2 separate regions of the Homo sapiens genome follow, and region 1 is linked to region 2. The links are chromatin loops, found by intact Hi-C in ENCODE. Cell type or tissue: ascending aorta. All regions are shown on one strand. Each heading gives the region's core, and the rest is flanking DNA. Links, peaks and the distances in the headings are about the cores only.

Region 1 (10,730 bases), core at 900-8,899, 69 kb before region 2:
CAGAGATTAGACAGAGACAGAGCTGCCACAGGCATGGCGCCAGGAACCTTTGTGCTAGGGACAGCTTTGGCGGAGCCTAACCCCACCAAGGGCTGCCTATCTCCCTTTGACAGTCTCTGGCCCTAGCTAACCACTGGGGAGAAAGCAGGGCCACCTTCCCTGTGGGACTGGGGCACATCTGTCTCACAGGCCACCTGCCTGCCAGCCCCTCCCAAGTCTTCTGCCTGGCCACCCTGCAGAAGCCTGTATACAGCATAGCTCCACTGCCCAGCCTGGGTGCTTTGTGCCACCTAAGTGCATTCTGGAAGCCTGGGAGCCCTTCAGATCCTATAGTGCACCTGGGACCCAGTCCCAAGGGTCTGGAGAAGGGAGCTGCAAGCAGGTCCTGGCACCCCAGGGTCCTGGCCCATGGCTCAGGATTACCTAGCCAGGATCTGTGCTCTGCACTCAAGTTGGGGAGGACCCCACACTCCCAGAAAACTGAGAAGGGTGAATTGCACTGGTTCACAAGTTGGCCTAGAACCTAGATGTGCCTCCCCTCCACAGGGCAGGTCCAGTAAAGATGTGGCCTATTTCCCTACTGGACCTCTGTCCAAGGGAGCCCCGAGGCTGAAACATCAAATTTAAATAAATAAATAAATAAATAAATAAATAAATAAATAAATAAATAATTGGAATTGCTGGCAAAGTGCCAGCGATCAGAGATGGCTCCCCCAGTCCCCAGGAGTGGACCTGGTGAGGGGGTCACCTCTCTCCCCCTTGTACCACAGAGCATAGCTGCAAATCCAAGGATACACAAAGGAGCCATGCTGCCAAGTAAGAGCCCGTCTTCCATCCATTGCTCTCAAGCACTATCTACCAGATCGCAGCCCAAACTACAACAACAACAAAAAAGTCACTCTGCCACTTCTCCCTGCTGATAAACCAAGGGCAAGAATTCAACCACAAAGACCCTTACAGAGCCTTAGCCCTCTGAAAACTTCCGGATACAAAGCCAACTGACTATGCTAGATTACCATCACAGTTAAAGGAACCCAGCCTTCTCAGATGGGAAAAAAATCAGAATAAGAACTCTGGCAATTCAGAAAGCCAGTGTCCCCTCACCTCCAAACAGGCCCACTAGGTTCCCAGCAATGGTTAATCAGTCTGAAATGTCTGAAATGGCAGACATAGAATTCAGAATCTGGATGGCTAGGAAGCTTATCAAGACCAAGAGAAAGTTGAAACTCAATCCAAGGATGCAAAGCAATTCAGTAAAATGATTCAAGAGTTGAAAGACTAAGAAGCCGTTTTAAGAAAGACCCAAAATTGAACTTCTTGAACTGAAAAATTCGCTACGAGAATTTCAAACTACAAGCAGAACTATTAACAGCAGAATAGACCAAGCAGAGAAAAGAACCTCAGGGCTTGAAGACAGTTAATTAAGTCAACTCAGTCAGGCAAAAATAAAGAGAAAAAATAAAGAAAAATGAACAAAACCTCTGAGAAATATGCAATTATGCAAAGAAACCAAATCTATGACTCATTGGCATTCTTGAGAAAGAAAAATAATAAGCAACTTGGAAAGTATATTTGAGGACATAGTCCATGAAAATTTCCCTAAACTCATTAGAGAGGTTGACCTGCAAATCCAAGAAATATAGAGGACCCTAGCCAGATACTATACAAGACATCCATCCCCAAGGCACGTGGTCATCAGATTCACTGAAGTGAACACAAAAGAAAACATCTTAAAGGCAGCAAGAAAGATGGGGAATGTAACTTACAAAGGGAACCCATCAGGCTAATAGCAGACCTTTCGGCAGAAACCTTATAAGCCAGAAGAGATTGGGGGCCTATTTTTAGCATCTTGAAGAAAAAAAATTCTAACCAAGAATTTCATATGCTGCCAAACCAAGCTTCTTAAATGAAGATGAAATAAAATCCTTCTCAGAAAAGCAAATTCTGAGGGAGTATATTTAAACTAGACCAGACTTACAAGACATCCCCAGAAGTGGACCTGGTGAGGGAGTCCTCAGATCCTCAGGTCCCCGGTGAGGGGGACCTGGTGAGGGAGTGCTAAACATAGAATTGAAAGAGCCTGCTACCACAAAAGACACTTCAGACCATAGCCCACAAGAACTATAAAGCAACTGCGTAATTAAGTCTACATAACAGCCAGTTAACAACACAATGACAAAATTAAAATCATTCCCATCAATAGTAACCTTGAATATAAATGGGCTTAATGCCCACTTAAAAGTCACAGAGTGGAAAGCCTGATAAAAAGACAAGCCCCAAATGTCAGTTTGCTTCAAGAAATCCATGTCACATATAATAACACCCACAGGCTCAAAGTAAAAGAATGGAGAAAATTCTACCATGCAAACTGAGAGGAAAAAAGAGCAGGAGTCACTATACTTATATCAGATAAAACAGACTTTAAATAAAAAATCAAGAAGGACAATAAAAGGCATTACATAATGATAAAGGGTACAATCCAACAAGAAGCCCTAACTGTTCTAAATATATATGCACCCAACATTGGAGCACCCAGATTCATAAAATAAGTTCTTCTTGGCCAACGAAAAACCTTAGACAAACACAAAATACTAGTGGGAGGCTTGAACATCCTACTGACAGCGTTAGATCATCAGGGCAGAAAGTTAACAATGAAACTCTGGATTTAAACTTGACACTTGACCAACTGGATCTCAGACAGCTACAGGACACTACACCCAACAACCAAAAAATATACATTTTTCTTGTCTGCACACAGAATGTATTCTAAGATCAACCACATGCTTGATCATAAAAAGTCTCAATAAATTCAAAATGATTGAAGTCATACCAAAGCACATTCTTGAATCACAGTACAATAATAGTAGAAATCAATATCAAGATTGCCTCAAACTATACAAATACATGAAATTAACTAACTTACTCTAGCATAACTCCTGGGTCAACATCAAAATTGAGGCAGAAATCAAAAAAATCGTTTGAAATTAATGAAAATAGGGACACAACTTACCAAAATCTCTGGATGCAGCCAAGGCAGTGTTAAGAGGAAAGTTTATAGCCCTAAATGTCTTCATCAAGAAGTTAAAAAAATCTCAAATTAACAATCTATCTTTGGAAAGGAAGAAACTAGGTCAACTAAGGGAAAGGAACTAGGGAGGAGAAAATCCAAAACTAGCAGAAGAAAAACCACTGAAATTAGAGAAGAACTTAATGAAATTGACATGTAAAAATCCATACAAAAGATCAATAAAACCAAGACTTGGTTTTTCAAAAAAATAAAATCGATAGGCCACTAGCCAGTTTAACAAAGAAAAAGAAAGAGAAGATCCAAGAAAGCACAATCAGAAATGAAAAAGGTGGTTTTTTTTTTTATCAGTATCATAACTGGTCCCACAGAAATACAAAAGACCTTCAGAAACTATTATGAATAACTCTAAGCACACAAATTAGAAAATCTAGAGGAAATGGATACTTTCCTGTAAGCACACGATTTTCCAAGATTGAATCAGGAAAAGACTGTTAACGTGAATAGACCAATATCAACTTCTGAAATGGAATCAGTAATGAAAAACCTACCAACCAAAAAAGCCCTGGACCAGTTGGTTTCCCAGCTGAATTCTACCAGACCGAAAGCAATCCAACACAAAACTACATGACTCAGAAAATATTGTATAAATTGTAGTTTATCGTAGAATTGTTTAAGGGCTCAAATCCCTAGAGATTCTAATTCTGTTTCCTCTAATTACCCCTCCTTCCTCACCTGCATTTACAGAGAACACACATTGGGCAAAATATGTGTCTGTCCTACTGGGAAAGTTTATCAACTCTACATCATAGAACTGAGAACAAATGCGGGGAGAGCTAATGTTTTACCAAGATGAACTTAACCAAACAAAGAGATAGAAATAAAATTCAAAGCCAAGAGCCTTACGTATAGATAAAAATGGAGGAATGAGAACATAGCATTTATCCAGGAATCATGAGTTAATCATGTTACCAGGCTTTAGGGCAAGGGGCTGGGTGAACAGTCACTATAATATTACATGCATAGTTCTTTGAAAATGTCAAGGAAAAGGCCGGGCGCAGTGGCTCACACCTGTAATCCCAGCACTTTGGGAGGCCAAGGCAGGCAGATCACGAGGTCAGGAGATCGAGACCATCCTGGCTAACATAGTGAAACCCTGTCTCTACTAAAAATACAAAAAATAAAAAATTAGCCAGGCGTGGTGGCGGGCACCTGTAGTCCCAGCTACTCAGGAGACTGAGGCAGGATAATGGCATGAACCCAGGAGGCAGAGGTTGCAGTGAGGCGAGATCACGCCACTGCACTCCAGCCTGGGTGACAGAGCGAGACTCTGTCTCAAAAAAAAAAAAAAAAAAGAAAATGTCAAGGAAAACTATTTCCCATGGATTTTTAACTGCTTGAATTCAGGGCAAAGAAAACAAGAAAACTTGAGTGTAATATTAACAAAGACCCTTAAAAAAGATGTTATATAAAAAGAAAAATCACAGTCCAGTGAAAAATACATGAAAAATTCTAAATAACATTTTAGCAAACAAAATCTAGTGATTATTAAAAGTGTAACACAAAAAAGGGAGATTTTTCCCAAGAATGTAATAGTAGTCAAACATTTTATCAAGACATTTAAAAATAAGCATAAAAATAGATGTCTGAGTGCTATTTATAAAATTCAAGATCTATTCCTCCCATCCAAATACTAACCAGGCCTGACCCTGCTTAGCTTCATGAGATCAGACAAGATCAGGCGTGTTCAGAGTGGTGCAGCCATATTCAAGAAGAACTAAAAAGTGTAATAAAATAAGAACACAAGACTATCACTGAAAAGAAGTTCACAATTTCATGCACACACATGAAAAAGTTATAGGCCAAAAGCAATATAGACATGAGAGTCTAGGGGAGGTTAACAGCATCCAGTCTGGAGTCCGAGTACTTGAGAGTTATTCTAAGTTTCTCATTTCTCTGTGATCTTGAGCAAGTTATGAAATTCTCTTTGCCTCAATTCTTTATATTGTTAAATCAAGTTTAGACTAAAGCTGCCTTTTAACGTATTTTAAGTTCAGCCTAAAGGCTTCTCTGTACATAGTGAACTTTAACCTAAATGAAGATGTAAACAGACTGAAGCCTACTTTTGTGCCAATCACCAAGTTTTGGCCAATCAAGGGCTAACTGTTCAAACTATGTTCAAATAAGGCAAATGCCTGCCGAGCTGCAACCAATTTGGTTGTTTCTGTACCTCACATCTGTTTTCTGCACGTCACTTTCCTTTTTCTGCCTGTAAGTCTTCTACCACGTGGCTGCGCTAGAGTCTCTGAGCCTACTCTGGCTCAGGAGGCTGTCTGATTCACAAATTGTTCTTTGCTAAATTAAACTCTTAAATTTAATTCAGCCAAAGTTTTTTCATTTAATAGGTGGCATCAGAAGTGAGATCCAAAGTAGATCCTCTGATGACCCCCATGAGTGCTGAGTGACTAAGCAAGGTACCCACTGGACCCACTGAGGACTAAGCTCTGATATTTTTTATCTTGCTCAAATTCCTATCTAAGGGGTCGGATTGGATCTGATAATTAGCTGGCTTGGATCCAGTTATAGGCCTCTTATGTCTGACTGGGACAGAAAGAAACCAGTAGTAAATGGCAATATTGCAGGGGGTGTAAAATTTGGCTTTTGGAAATTCATGGGGATTTTTCTATTCTCCTCTTTGTTTCATTTTTATTGCAGGCTTAGATAGGGAAAAAAATGATTAGCCAAGTTGATTAAGGGAACCTGATCTCCAAAGCCAATATTTCAGGTAAAGATGGAACCTTTAGTTTTGGAAGAACTGAGTACCTTCTGGCTTATACATGCTGTGAACCCCAAATATTTGAGACAGGCCTCCATTAATATAGAAAGTTTATTTTGCCAAGGTTGAGGATGCGCACCTGTGACAGCCTCAGGAGGTCCTGATGACAAGTGCCCAAGGTGGTCAGAGCACAGTTTGGTTTTATACATTTTAGGGAGACATGAGACATCAATCAACATTTGTAAGATGAATATTGGTTAGGTCTGGAAAGCCAGGAGGGGGCTTCCAGGTCATAGGTAGATAAGAAACAAATGGTTGCATTCTTTTGAGTTTCTGATGAACCTCTCCAAAGGAGGCAATCAGATATGCATTCATCTCAGTGAGCTTAGGAGTGACTTTGAATTAGAATGGGAGGCAGGTTTGCCCTAAGCAGTTCCCAGCTTGACTCTTCCCTTTAGCTTAGTGATTTTGGGGCCCCAAGATTTATTTTCCTTTCACGATGCATAAGTATGAGGCCTCAGAAGCAGCAAAGTCTTACAGAAATGGTGAAATCTTACTAAAGATAATTTACCATGGAAGGTTCCAAATAAACAACACTGCACTGAAGAAATGCATTTGAAAATGAGGCCTCCTGAATTAGTCTCATCTAGGGATGCCTATTGATATGCAGAAGCTTCTAAAAAGATTTCAATCTTTTTATTTAAAGATTTTATGAAAGGCAAATAAAAAGCTTAAGAAACTAATTGATAAGAAAAATTAAATCTGCTAATCTTTGCTTAGTTACTATTCCACCCTAAAGGTGGAAAGAAAGCTATCCTAGATAAGGTATTTATAAAAGTTAGGCCGTCAGGTAAAATAGGCTTGCTTCTTGTTCCGACCTATCCATGCGGGAGGCCAGCCATAGAGGATGCTTTTTTGACTCTGTTCCCTAATGGGTTCCACCCTGAACTCAGTAATTTTAACTAAGAAACAGTGGTTACATTAAAAAGGACACCCTATTGAAATAAAATGCACCTTTCTGGAATTTAATTGGCTACCTTGAAACTCTTTTGTAAAGGAAATTTACATCTATAAAGGAAATCTCAATTTGTAGGGATGTCTGCCAATGTACAATAGAAACTCTAACCTTTTTTTAAATTTAAATAATCAGTAATGCCTTTGTTTAAGGTGCTTTTCTGTCTATCTTAAGTGAACTTTTACTTGAGCAGTTTTTTTTTTTCCCTGGGTTTGAGCAAATGATGAATCAATACTTAGGCCGAGAATCTTAGCTCTGTGCTTATGAAATATACATGGTTTTTTTGTTTCACCTAAGGGATTGTGTCAATTTCCCTCTCATAGCAACTGGGAATTGTGGCAAGTTCTCTCTTTAGAAATGCAAATTTGTTGCCTAGTTAACAATTGCTTAGGGAAATGAAACAGGTAATAGAAAGATTGATACACCAAATGGAGAAAAGAAAAAGTATTTAAAAACTGGCAAAAGCTATAGGATCCGCTTCTGTTCGTTTGTATGTCTATATATGTTATGTGTATGTGGTATCTGGTAAATAAAGCTAGTTTTTAATTCGTTCATAAAATAAAAATGGCTTCAAAACTATCAGTTAAATATAATTAGATACTCGCTTGATTTGATTGTGAGCTTATGTCTTTGGTTTAGAGTCTCTGGATTCAGGGGTCTGGATAGGTGGCCAAGATGACATCTGGAGACGCATTCTTGGTGCCTAGACCACCAGCTACAAGCCCAATATGGCCCCTTCTTCCTCTGCTTTCCCTGTTTTGACTCCTGGCTATTGTGGGAGGGGTTGGATTCTCCAAGTATAGCCTTCACAGCTCTGGCTTCTGTTCTGATGGACTCAGAGAGGCCCTGATCTTCATAGTCCTCATGGGTGGCACATGGCTTCTTGGGACCTAGAATGGCTGGGAGGAGACATTAGGGAGGCTGCCTATGTCATAGCCTCAAAATTTTTTTTTTTTTTTTGAGATGGAGTCTCGCTCTGTTGCCCAGGCTGGAGTGCAGTGGTGCGATCTCGGCTCACTGCAAGCTCTGCCTCCTGGGTTCATGCCATTCTCCTGCCTCAGCCTCCTGAGTAGCTGGGACTACAGGCGCCCACCACCACGCCCGGCTAATTTCTTTCTGTATTTTTAGTAGAGACGAGGTTTCACCATGTTAGCCAGGATGGTCTCGATCTCTTGACCTCGTGATCCCCCCGCCTCAGCCTCCCAAAGTGCTGGGATTACAGGTGTGAGCCACTGCGCCCGACTCAAAATTATTTTCTGTAATTTAAAATCCAAGAGTCATGTTATGTTAAATTAAGTAATACAAAAAATCAGAAAATGAGTCATGTTCAAGCTAAAATACTGGAATATTCATTATTAAACATGATTTAAGTCCATATACCTTGACATATTATTTCTATATAGTATAGAAAAGTAAATATATTTAGATCTGATAATAAAAAATAATTTGAAGAACTATATTTCTAAAAAATTATAAAATGGTTTTTATCTACAAATAACTGATACGAAACAATTCAAAATTACTTTCTAGAGTTTTCACTAGAAATGAAGGTTACTAAGAGTTAAAAACTACTGTCAGAGGTGTTTGAACCTGAGCAACTCCATCTTGAATAAGGGCTTGGTAAAATGAGGCTAAGACCTACTGGGCTGCATTCCCAGCAAGTTAAGGCATTCTCAGTCACAGGATGAAAGAGGAGGTTGGCAGAAGATACAGGTCTTAAAGACCTTGCTGATAAAACAGGTTGCAGTAAAGAAGCTGGCTGAGAGCCATGAAAACCAAGATGGTGATGAGAGTGACTTCTGGTCGTCCTCACTGCTATACTCCCACAAGCGCCATGACAGTTTACAAATGCCATGGCAACGTCAGGAAGTTACCCTATATGGTCTAAAAAGGGGAGGCAAGAATAATCTACCTCTTGTTAGCATATCATCATTAACAACCATAAAAATGGGCAACCAACAGCCTCGGGACTACTCTGTCTGTGGCGTAGCCATTCTTTATTCCTTTACTCTCCTAATAAACTTGCTTTCCCTGTACTCCAAAGACTCGCCCTGAATTCTTTCTAGCATGAGATCCAAGAACCCTCTTTTGGGGTCTGGATTGGGACTCCTTTCCTGTAGCATCTTTCTGGTGACCACTGAAGGGACTGCAGTGCAGAAAACCCCCACCCAAAGGCTAACTTTTGGTAAGTGGTGGGGGCCAGTAACATTTTTCTAGTGAACCCTGAGGGGACGATACTGAAGAAACCCCCCGACCCAAAGGAAATAGAGTGCAGCACTGATAGGCCAACTTTGGGTAAGTGGTGGGGTACCCAGGTAAAGGATGGAATTGGGTTAGAGGCCCAACTTAGGGGAGTCAGAGTCTCTCCTAAGACAGAGTGGGTCAGAGGCCGCTCTTGATAAAAGGCAAGGACACCTGACCTACCTTGGGTTAAAGGCCCAACTTAGGAGGGTTAGGGTCCCTTTTAAGATTTAAGGGGTTAGAAGCCCCTTTCAGTAAAGTCCTTTTTGGCTAAGAATGGGTTTGGTATTATGAGACGTTAACTGCTATTCTCTTTGGATTAATCTGCCTTGAACTCTTTGCTGAGGGCTGTGGGTGACAGGATTAGGCACATATAGGATTGTGGGACATGGGGAGCTTTTTCCTCCCTAAAAGGGGAAACTCGAGAGCTGATGATACCACTGGAAAATATCCCTTTTCTACTGACAAGCAGCTGCCTGAACTTTTCAGTGTCACTGCAATGGGTGGGTCTTTCTGTGGTCTCCCTGAGCACCTGGCCTTCCCCACCCTGCCTCAAGCAATGCTTCCTCTCCCTCTCTCTGTCTGTTTCTGTCTCTCTCTCTCTGTGTGTGCAAACTGGTTGAATGAACGGTAAAAATCATTGTTTATCTCCTCCGTAAAAGTTTAGATTAATGGAAAAAAAGGATTTGTGAGGCTAGTCCTAAGCTATAGTGAATCTGGTGTGCTTTGTGTGTCTTTCTGTATTGCTCTGCCATAAAGAGGGGTATCATAGGATGGAACATGGTCTTAGGACACCTGTAAGCCGACTGTTCAAGGTGGCCCAGCAAACTGGTCAGTTATAAATTTTGCTGCAGGTCCCTAAAAACAAAACTGGATGAGATTTCCCTCTTGTCTTGTATGTCTTGGGGAGCCTGACCTTGTAACCATGTAGTGATGCTTTCTCTTTTCACAGTGGCGGCCCAGGTTCAGGGTTCAATTCCTGCCTTAGGGAATGAGTCCTTTATCTAATTTTGTCTGGGTCCTGGGCTCCACACCTGGTACATAATTAAAATCACTTACTAACCAGGTTTTTCACCAAAAATAAAAGTTGCTAAGAGTTAACATTGTATGCACTCCAGCCTGGCGACAGAGCGAGACTGCATCTCAAAAAAAAAAAAAAAAAAAAAAAAAAGAGTTAACATTGTAACATGTAATTGAGACTGCTGAAGAAACAGTTTTACCTTCAAAGTGTGGGAGGGAAGTAGAATGTACTTTTGGTAAAAGATTATAAGAAGGCATGGGAATGTGGATTTCTTGCCTAAGTTTAGAGAGTTAAAGGACTGTTTTAAATTAGGATAAAGCTGAAGGTTTAGGCAAGTTGTTAAAGGTCTGTGAAATCTTAATCTCATAGAAGAAATTATCTGTGTGAACATATTGGCTAAAATTAAAGGGATATTATTCAGTTTTTCGATAAATTGAACATTGGAATAAAAGTACAACAGGTTTTTCTTATAATTATTAATAACATACACTAAGTCATGTCAGAATTATAGGAGTTTCCCATTATTTCAGATCACATACCAATAACATATTTATGCAACTATAGCCCAAAGAAAGCCAAATACCATTTCATATTTGGCAGTGCTCCCTGTATGATTTTTATACCCAATAAGCCAAATTTCACCTTTACATTA
Region 2 (10,730 bases), core at 798-8,797:
GTGAAAATGGCTCTGATATCTGGAGAATCTTTTAGGACCTTTAAAATCACCGTTGTCAACACACTTGTCAGATTTTTGCATCTCCTTGATTCAAACTAGTTCCGAATGAGGTCGGGGACTGGGGTGTGATTGATCACCGTCCTGCTCCACTTCAGATATGTTGGTGAAAACACTAGGGACCACTCTTCATGGAGCTCCTACTGTGTGCAGGACCCTGTTCTCAGCAGTTTAAACCAGGGCCATCTTCCTCCTCATCAACACCTTTCCTCTCCCACTCAGCAACCTCAGCGTCTCGGCCCCTAGTGTGCAGCTAGTGTGCAGCTAGTGTGCATACCCTAGTGTTCACCCTACAGTATGGTTCTCTTTGGAAGAATTAAACCACCACCCCCAAGCTAAATTAGGCCCCCTCCACTGTTACAGTCTTCTGCCCTTTTCTAAAATAGCATTTGTCACAACAGGTCATGATGATGTGTCTGGCTATTTGGTTAATGCTTGCCTTTCTCCCTCAACTGCTCACCCCATGAAAACAGGACCATGTCTCTTTTTTTTTTTTTTTTTTGAGACAGAGTTTCACCCTTGTCACCCAAGCAGTGACGAGATCTCAGCTCACTGCCAACTCCGCCTCCCAGGTTCAAGTGATTCTCCTTGTCACAGCCTCCCAAGTAGCTGGGATTACAGGCATGCGCCATCATGCCCAGATAATTTTGTATTTTTAGTAGAGATGGGGTTTCACCATGTTTTCCAGGCTGGTCTCGAACTCTTGACCTCAGATGATGCGCCCGCCTCGGCCTCCCAAAGTGCTGGGATTACAGGCGTGAGCCACCGCACCTGGCCGTGTCTCTTTGTTTATTACAAAATCCCTGGCACCCAGCACAGCTCCTGACACAAAGAGCAATGTGCTGAATGAGTGACAGAAGGAAGAAAAGCTTGAACTGGGACATGTGACCCCCAGGCCCTGAAAGCTCACCTTCATCTCAGCATTAGTGATGTGGTTTGGCTCTGTGTCCCCACCCAAATCTCATAATTCCCACGTGTTGTGGGAGGGACCTGGTGGGAGGACCCTGTGGGAGATGATTGAATCTTAGGGGCGGGTCTTTCCCGGGCTGTTGTCTTGATAGTGAAAGGGACTCACGAGATCTGATGGTTTAAAAAATGAGAATTTCTCTGCACAACTCTCTTTTTGCCTGCCGCCATCCGCATAAGATGGGACTTGTTCCTCCTTGCCTTCCGCCATGACTGTGAGACCTCCTAGCCATGTGGAACTGTAAGTCCAATTAAACCCCCTTTTTTGTAAATTGCCTAGTCTCGGGTATGTCTTTATCAGCAGTGTGAAAATGGACTAATACAATTAGCTAAGAAGAGCCTCAGCTGTAGGAACTGTTCTTGCCTCATCCTTGAAAGCACACTAGAAACTGCACCTTTAAAAAAAATGTTTTAGTAAATGTTATTGTACAGAATAAAAAAATACATCATGATTCTGTAATGATTTTCTCTCCCACAAGAGCATGGGTGAAAATCAGTAATTTACTTATAAAAATATTTTAATTAGGACTCCAATAAGATAATATGTACCTTCATACCTTGTCTTCTGAATAACTAAATGGGGAGAAGTTCACCTGAAAAAAGTTTTCCCCAGGAAACCCATGGTTTCTTGGCTCAACGGACCCATTAAAAAAGTCCACCTATATCAACTTTCTGCCAATCTGGAGATTTGTTTTCTTTGATCTAATGTCATGTGTTCACAAGCTTCTAAAACATTTGCCAAAATTAAAGTCTGCTGGACGGTTTTTCCCTTAACCCATACTCTTCCATTCATTCCAAATACTATCTTCAGTGGATAGAGTTTTCCCACTTCCTGTTTGATTTCATGATCTGGAGCTAACAGCTTTCTAATGAAGCCCAGTCACTTTAAAAAGCAGACCATCCTGTCCAATGACATTCCTTCCATTGGCTCATCCATAGCTGTCAATACAGACCATCTCTGGTTCCATGTCTTTATTAGCAACCACAAATTGGCCATAGATGAGATCTCCAACCTGCACATTTGGTCTGTTTCTTTTAGTTGCACCTTCAAATGCCAAGTAAGACAAAGAAACTGGCTCACTCCCTCCAACATCAACTCTGAATATATCTCCAGATTTAGCTGTCACTATGCCAGTCACCTGGTCTCCTTTCACTAGAATATACTCCGTTCCCAGGGCTATGGCGGCCCCAGCCCAGCAGTGTCTCAGCTTTCCCGGTCCCCGGCCAAAACTACACCTTATTTGGAGGCTAAAGTTCTGCTTCTTATTCAACACTCTGATGAAGAGGCCTGAAGTTACTGGAACCTCAGTGTGACCCGTGTCCAGTCTACCGTCCTCCATTCTACCAGAGGAGCTATCCAAGGATGTACTCAAAGTGACCTTTTTGGCCTCTGGGGGAACCTCAGCCAAAATGGGCCCCATGCTACTTAGAGTTGCTTAGACATGACAGCAGGAATAAAGACAGAGCAGGTAAAGCCATCCCTCCTGTGATGTAAGAGTGGGTGCCATTATTTTGGTAATACATTTATGTAGTCACTTCATCATATCTATTGCAGCATTGATATTGCAGAGAACAACATTTTTAGTTCAGGATATAAAATTCTAAGGATGCAATGGAATATTATGATGCCACAAAAAGAAATAAAGTACTGAGACATGCTACAACATGTACGAACCTTGAAAACAGATGCTAAGTAAGGAAGCCAGACACAAAGCACCACACATTGTATGATTCCATTTCTAGGAAATGTCTAGAAGAGGCAAATCCATAAAGACAGAAAGTAGATGGGTGGTTGCCTGGGGATGGGGCAGGTGTAATGAATGGGTGGATTTGGTGGGCTGACTGCTAAGGGATACAGGGTTTCTTTTGGGGGGATGCGAATGTTCTTAAACTGATTGTGGTGATGGTAGCACAATTCTGTGCATATACTAAAAACCACTGATTTGTATGCTGTAACAGGTGAATTGTATGCTCTGTGGATTATATCTCAAAAAAGCTGTTGCAGACATAAAATGGCTAGGAATGTTTGGCAGGGGAAAAAGCGATTTCCAAGAGAATAGGTATCAGGTTCTTCAATTATAATGCTCTTTGCTTTCCATTTGCTTTTATGCTCATTTCCAACAAAAAGAAGGCAGTCAACACATTAGGATTACACACTGGAAATCCACAGTATCCTCAGAAAATAATAAACTGCTGATTTGCTTTTACGTGGCTTTATGAAATTAGAATCTAAACGAAGAAGGCATTTCATTTTATCATTTAAAGACATCAGGAAAACAAAGTAATGCTGTCGTGTAACAATTTTTATTGTTTTAGGGTAAGCATTTGATCTGTTGACTCAACACTGTGGGCATGTAGATAAAATAGCTGTTGGCAGTACAGAGAGTTAGTCATTTAGGGCCTAAAAGCAGAACTGGAAGGTTAAATAGGAGACACATAATTCGACTGTGAACTCGCATGACATCCCAATAAATTTTCCCAGATGAAAATCACTGGTCTCAGTGACATCAGTTTACCCCTATTTGGTTGTTCCTTCTCCACCCTCCCCATTGGCTGCCAATCTGATTGCTAAAGGTGCTTTTACACAAATTTTGACCAAAGAAAATTCTATTGCTTATCTGACATGAATATCATAAACAAGAATAAGAAAGAAAAAAAGGGCTCTCGGGTATCTGGGATGACCAAACAGCTTCAGGAGGAGCAGTGTTTGGCTTGTTCTGGGCAAACTCCTGCCGTTCACATGGTCACCACCCTCCCCCAAAAGAGGCAGTGTCATCAGGCAGCTGGTCGGGGGTGTGTTCTTACCACATGCGTAGGTCACAGTGAGGTATTTTTTCACGCCTGGCAAACAGGGGCTTCCAAAATGGTGATTGTTGACGATGATTTTGCATCTCTGCTTCCCATAGCACCTTCGGGATAGGACTTGCAAAGCTGAGTAAGACAAGCAATCTGAAAGGCAGGAAACACCCAGAACTTCAGGTTGCATCCCACACAGGGCCACCACATAGCCTACAGCATTCTCTGTAAATAAATATGCTGAGCTGGATTCAAATCAAATGGAGAGTTTCTCTGCTTATTTTCTGTCTCATTAAAGCACCCAAGATGGGCAGAGCCAGCATCATGATCCTGTCCTAGAAGTCCCAGAGCTGGTTTTAATGCTCTGCTGGCGCCATCTTGAATTTTTTTTTTTTTTTGAAACTGATTCTTGTTCTGTCGCCCAGGCTGGAGTGCAATGGCACGATCTCAGTCACTGCAACCTCTGCCTCCCTGCTTCAAGCAATTCTCCTGCCTCAGCCTCCCCAGTAGCTGGGACTACAGGCGCATGCCACTATGCCCAGCTAATTTTTGTATTTTTAGTAGAGATGGGGTTTCACCATGTTGGCAAGGCTGGTCTCAAACTCCTGACCTCCAGTGATTTGCCTGCTTCGGCCTCCCAAAGTGCTGGGATTACAGGTGTGAGCCACCGCACCCGGTCAAAATTCTGATATATTTTTGAACAAGGGGCTTTGCATTTTCATTTTGCACTGGTTAAAATATGAAGAACATTGAATGAAGATTCTTGGTTCTTTTACGACCTTTACCATGCTTTGAAATATATTATTTGTTTGTTTATTTTGAGAATCAATCTCCTCTACATGAACATAAGCTCCAGGAGAGACTATTTCTGTTTTGTTCATCATCTAATTCTCACACCTCGCCCACTGTAGAAGGCAAGTAAATATCTGATGAATGAATGAATGAAATAAACTAATTGACATGAAGATTTGTTTTTCGGTGCCCTGGCACAACATCATTAAAATCAGTAAATATCAGTTGAACACCTATGGTGGATGAGGCACTGTGCTAAGTACCATCAGAAAAAAACAGTAAAAAGAGGACCAGGCACAGTGGCTCACGCCTGTAATCCTAGCACTTTGGGAGGCGGAGGCAGGCAGATCACCTGAGGTCAGGAATTCGAGACCAACCTGGCCAACATGGCAAAACCCCATCTCTACTAAAAATACAAAAATTAGCCGGGTGTGGTGGCATGTGCCTGTAGTCCCAGCTACTCGGGAGGCTGAGGCACAAGAATTGCTTCAACCTGGGAGGCAGAGGTTACAGTGAGCCGAGATTGTGCCACTGCACTCCAGCCTGGGCGACCAAGCAAGACTGCGTCTCAAATAAATAAATAAATAAATAAATAAATAAATAAATAAATAAATAAAAAGCCTACCTTGCTTTTTACCCAGATGAAAGCATCCTTTCACAGGATTTGCAATAGAGCTAGAGAGTCAAAACACACATGTGAGAGCTGGTGTCTGATAGTGGAAACAGTGAATCACTGTCAGCAGGACGTGGTGCAGACAAGAGGTGCTAGGTCAGAGGCGGGAGAGATCGCTGTGCGTGGGAGCAGAGGGGCTGGATCATGAAAGAAAGAGCAGAAATTGGGTAGAGGCAGGCAAGAGAGAAAGCATGAACACTAAGGCAGTGGGCTAGGAGCCCCTGCAGGGGCTGGCCACAGGCTGGAAAGGCGGGAGTAGGCGGGGCGACCACAGCGAATGAGTAGGAAATGTGAACTGGAACAAGACAGAGACACTTTCAAAGGCTTAGCTAAAGAATTCAGACTTTACTCTGCAAGCAACAGGAAGCCTAAAGAAATGCCTGACACTATTGTCTTTAGGGGACAGTGTAGAGGATTCCCTGGGAGAGAAACGGGAACCAAAGGCAAGGAGAGCAGTTTGGAAGCAATTTTAAGAATGTACATTGAGGGGAGTTACAGGCTTAAAGAGCAAGGAATGGAAGAGGAGAGAATTTTAGAGACTTTGCAAAGTTCCATTCACTTATAATATAACAGGTAGCATGATGTCAGCCACTGCTCTCAGCACTTGTATAGTGAGAAACTATGTTTGTTTTGGTCATCATCTAGTTCCCACACCTGGCCCACTGTAGGAGCCCAATAAATACAGATAATTATTTATGAGATAGGCTGTTTGTAATACACACACTTGTGCATGCACACACACACACACATCAATTTTGTGGCTGAGACAGCAGACACAGAGAGGTTCAGTAACCTCACACAGCTAGAGAAGAGCGGGGCCTGCAGGTTGATCTCTGAGCCCCACTACCCCAGTCTCCATGAAAGGGTGGGTGAGGGACCGACCAAGGATGGTTTCAGATCTTAAGCTGCAGGGCTGGGGAAACAGTGGTGCTACTGAGAGATGAGGGAAGTTGTTAGGAGTAGGCAGTTTGAAGGACACGATCATAAAGTCATTAAAAAAAAAAACAAAAGAAAACTGTCCTGCATTTGAGGTGGGCCGAGATTTTGAAGAAAAGGCTCAAATCTGGAGATGCCTGTGGGGGGTTCATGCCCAGAGAGGCCAAGGGCTGGTGCTGTGAAGAAGCATAGGTCAGGGAGAGTATGAAGGCACAGGGGCAGGGACCCCAGCCACACAAAGTCCTGTGCATGTCTGCTCACGTCTTATAGATGACAAACTCCTCTACCCTCTAACAACAAAAACTGCTCTCCCCAGTTCCCAGGACCTCTCTCCAGACTTATGCTTTTCCTTCAGTCAGCCTTCTAGAAAGGATCTCTATGCCTCCCCTGCATCTCTCCTCCCATCCTGTATCCTCCCCTCCTCAATATGCCCCTGTCCCACACACACCCCGAAACTGATCCCTTTGAGGAGATCACATGGACTTATCACCATCCCATCCAAGAGATGAGGGGTGATCCTAATCCTTCCCTATCTCTGGAACTTCCGGTGCCTAAATGCCCCTATTGAGGGATTTCTCACTGACCTCAGCTCCCTGGTGCTCATCACCCTGGTGGTCTCTGATTCCTCTATCCTGGTGCCCTCTGCAGGCCTGCCCACCCAGAGTAAGCTCATTCCTGTGCCTGGTGGAAATTCTGATATATTTTTGAACAAGGGGCTTTGCATTTTCATTTTGCACAGGGCCCTGCAAAATGCACTGGGTCTGGGCTCTCTTCTCCTTTCTGCACACTCCATTCAGTCCCAAGTCCATCCCTGCCACTACCAAACCACTGAGAGCCGAGGCCAGGATCTCTGCCTTCAGCGCTGGCCACTCCGGCACTCCGCCATGTGCAATGATTGTCTTTACTCTTTCCAGCCACCTTTGACTCCACACGTCTGCACCTATCATCTCCTCCTACTCTCCTGCCATAGCCTCAGTTCCAGCCCTGTCAGTTTTGCAGCAAGTCTAGTAACTGGACTCCCTCCCTCCATTTTCTTCCCTTCAAATGGTTCTCTCTTTGCCCTCCACTGTGCTTTTTTTTTTTTTTTTTTTTTTTTTGACAGAGTCTCGCTCTGTCACCCAGTCTGGAGTGCAGTGGTGCAGTCTTGGCTCACTGCAATCTCTGCCTCCCAGGTTCAACCAATTCTCTTGCCCCAGCCGACCAAGTAGCTTACAGGCGCCTGCCACCATGCCCGGCTAATTTTTGTATTTTTAGTAGAGACGGGGTTTCACCATGTTGGCCAGGCTGGTCTCGAACTCCTGACCCCCGGTGATCCACCCGCCTCGGCCGCCCAAAGTGCTGGGATTACAGGCGTGAGCCACCGTGCCCGGCCCACTGTGCCCCTTCTAATCTCATCACTTCCTGCCTGCTTAAGATCCCCAACCCCCCATCTGACCAAGTCCGACTCCTCAGAACTGTGCACAAGGCCCCATATGACTTGCCTTTTCTACCTTCCTAGCTCCTTCACAGCCGTTATTCTCCCACCCCAGCCTGTGTCGCAGCCTGCAGGTCTCACTGCAGCCCCAGAAAGCCAGGCTGTGACTCTTGACATCTCTTTATCTTTGCACATGCTCCTCTGCCTGCTAGGAAATACTTCCTTCTCCCCTGTCTTCTCAGTTGTACCATCTCCCAGGCGGCAGTCAGTGGTTTCCTTCTCTCTGCCTCTCCTGTTCTGTGTATTGCTCTCACCTCATGGCTCTACTTATTTGCTCATTTGTCGCTATCCAGACTAGACAGGGAGCTCCTGCTCCCAGCACTTATGCTGGTCCTGATGCTCAGTAAATGCTCAAAGAATTATGGGACGAATGAACAAAGGGAAGGTTATAACCTCCATCCCTTCTGAAGCTCCTCCTTGGCTCTTGGAGCCTACTCCTGGTGCCTTTGCTAGCAGGCATTGGAGCTAGCTGCTCACGGGAAGAAAGTCTTGAAGTGGATTATCCAGGAGGAAAGGAGAAGGATTCACTAGCAGTGAGGTACATGAGTGCATGAGAACCCACAGCTGTGAGATTCAAGAAGGAGACTAAAATGGAACCAGAAGCAAGGGAAAAAAACACCATGGCTTCACATCCATGTTCATAGTGGCATATTCACAACAGCCAAGAGGTGGAAGCAACTCAAGTGTCCTTTGATGGATGAATGGATAAATAAAATGTGGTATATACATAGGATGGAGTATCATTCAGCCTTAAAAAGGACTCACTGGACTCCTTCCTTCCATTTTCTCCCCTTCAAATGGTTCTCTCCCCTTTGCCCTCCACTGTGGTCTTTCTAATCTCATCACTCCCTGCCTGCTTAAGATCCCCCACCACCCATCTGACCAAGTCCGACTCCTAAGAACTGACACATACTACAACTTGGATGAACCTTGAAGACATTATGCTAAGTGAAGTAAGCCAGTCACAAAAAGACAAATACTGTGTGATTCCACTTATATGATGGACCTAGAGTAGTGAAATCCACAGAGACAGAAAGTGGAATGGTGGGTGCCAGGAGCTAAGGGAGGGAGCAATGGGGAGTTGTTTTATGGGTTTTGAGTTGCGATTGTCAAGATGAAAAAATTCTGGAGATTGGTTGCACAACAATATGAATATACTTAACACGACCAAACTGTACACTTAGAAATGGTCAAGGTGGTAGGCCGGGCATGGTGGCTCATGTCTGTAATCCCAGCACTTTGGAAGGCCAAGGCAGGTGAATCGCCTGAGGTCAGGAGTTCAAGACCAGCCTGGCCAATGTGGTGAAACCCCATCTCTACTAAAAAAATACAAAAATTAGCCAGGCGCGGTGGCACACGCCTGTAATCCCAGTTACTCAGGAGGCTGAGGCAGAAGAATCACTTGAACCCAGGAGGCAGAGGTTGCGGTGAGCCGAGATCCCATTTACAATGGCATAAAAAATTACCTAGGAATAAATTTAACCAAAGAGGTGAAAGATCTGCACACAGAAATCTACACACACATTGATGAAAGAAATTGAGCAAGACACAGATAAATGAAAAGGTATCCCATGCTTATGGACTGGAAGAATTTATATGGTTACAGTGTTCATACTGCCCAAAGTGATCTACAGGCTCAATGCAATCCCTATAAAATTCCAACGACATTTTCCACAGAAATAGAAAAAACAATGCTGAAATTCATATGGAACTGCAAAAGACCATGAACAGCCAAAGCAATCTTGAGCAAAAATAACAAAACTGGAAGCATCACACTACTTACTCACAAAATCTACTACAAAGCTATAGTAATCAAAACAGTATGATACTGGCATAGAGGCAGACACATAGACTAATGGAACAGAATAGAAAGCCTAGAAATAAACCCAAGGATATACCATCAACTAACTTTTCAACAAGGGGGCCAAGAAGACATTAAGGGGAAAGGATAGTCTTTTCAATAAATGGTGTTGGGGTTTTGGAAAAATTAAATATCCACATGAAAAAGAATGAAATTGATCCCTATCTTCCACCATATGCAAAAATCAACACAAAATGGATTAAAGACCAAATATAAGACCGGAAACCATAAAACTCCTAGAAGAAATCCCAGGGGGAAAACTCCTTGACCTTGGTCTTGGCAATGATTTATTAGCTAGGACACCAAATGCAAAAATAAACACGTGGGACCACATCAAGCTAAAAAGCTTCTGCACAATAAAGGAAACAATCAACACAATGAAAAAGCAGCCTACAGATTGCGAGAAAATATTCTCAAAGCTTATATCTGATAAGGGGTTAATATTCAAATATATAAGGAACTTATACAACTCAACTGAAAAAAGCAAATAACTCAGTTAAAAAGTGGGCAAAGGACCTGGATAGACATTTCTCCAAGAAAGACATAAAAATGGCCAACAGGCCTGGCATGGTGCTCACGCCTATAATCCCAGCACTTTGGGAGGCCAAGGTGGGCGGATCACCTGGGGTCAGGAGTTCGAGACCAGCCTGGCCAACATGGTGAAACCCTGTCTCTACTAAAAACACAAATATTAGCCAGGTGTGGTGGCGTGTGCCTGTAATCCCAGCTACTAGGGAGGCTGAAGCAGGAGAATTGCTTGAACCGGGGAGGCGGAGGTTGCAGTGAGCTGAGATTGCACCACTGCACTCCAGCCTGGGCAACAGAGCAAGACTCCATCTCAAGAAAAAAAAAAAAAGGCCAACAGCTATATGGAAAGGTGCCCAACATCACTAATTGTCAGAGAAATGCAAATCAAAACCACAACAAGATACCATCTCACACCTGTTAGGGTGGTTTCTAATAAAAAGACAAGAAATAACAAGTGTTTGGAGAGGGTGTGGAGAAAAGGAAACCCATCTGCACTATTGGTGGGAATGTAGATTGGTGCAGGCATTATGGAAAAGAGCATGAAGGTTCCTAAAGAAATTAAAAATAGAGCTACTATATGACCCAGCAATCCCTCTTCTGGGTATAGACCTAAAGGAAATAATTCTCCATTTCCTGAAAATACCAAC

Evidence for each region. Hi-C counts contacts between places; a loop is a spot of excess contacts. Peaks named below come from ENCODE experiments on the same cell type or tissue, not always from the same donor. Only the 100,000 strongest peaks of a DNase experiment are listed, where the experiment ranks them.
Region 1: it touches region 2 in a loop (5-fold over the local background); 10 of 110 quality-filtered maps call a loop at or near these places.

Annotation. Positions count from the first base shown.
Region 1 is chr21:32,557,139-32,567,868 of GRCh38, reverse strand. CFAP298-TCP10L (CFAP298-TCP10L readthrough) reads left to right here. Exons shown (of 12, transcript NR_146639.2): 12 at 771-4,377. It also overlaps the pseudogene RNA5SP490. Among named protein-coding and RNA genes, the nearest start is that of TCP10L, 23 kb to the left of the region's middle. RefSeq lists enhancers at 4,957-5,748, 5,749-6,540. In ascending aorta, for the core only: a CTCF peak has its summit at 5,315; a DNase peak (open chromatin) is centred at 5,298; H3K27ac peaks cover 4,748 bases.
Region 2 is chr21:32,488,269-32,498,998 of GRCh38, reverse strand. It overlaps EVA1C (eva-1 homolog C), which reads right to left. Exons shown (of 8, transcript NM_058187.5): 5 at 3,829-3,972. It also overlaps the pseudogene EXOSC3P1. Among named protein-coding and RNA genes, the nearest start is that of EVA1C, 81 kb to the right of the region's middle. RefSeq lists a silencer at 949-1,117 and enhancers at 3,054-4,253, 5,108-5,697, 7,558-8,067. In ascending aorta, for the core only: no CTCF peak of the experiment used is centred there; DNase peaks (open chromatin) are centred at 2,258, 3,808 and 7,078; H3K27ac peaks cover 5,499 bases.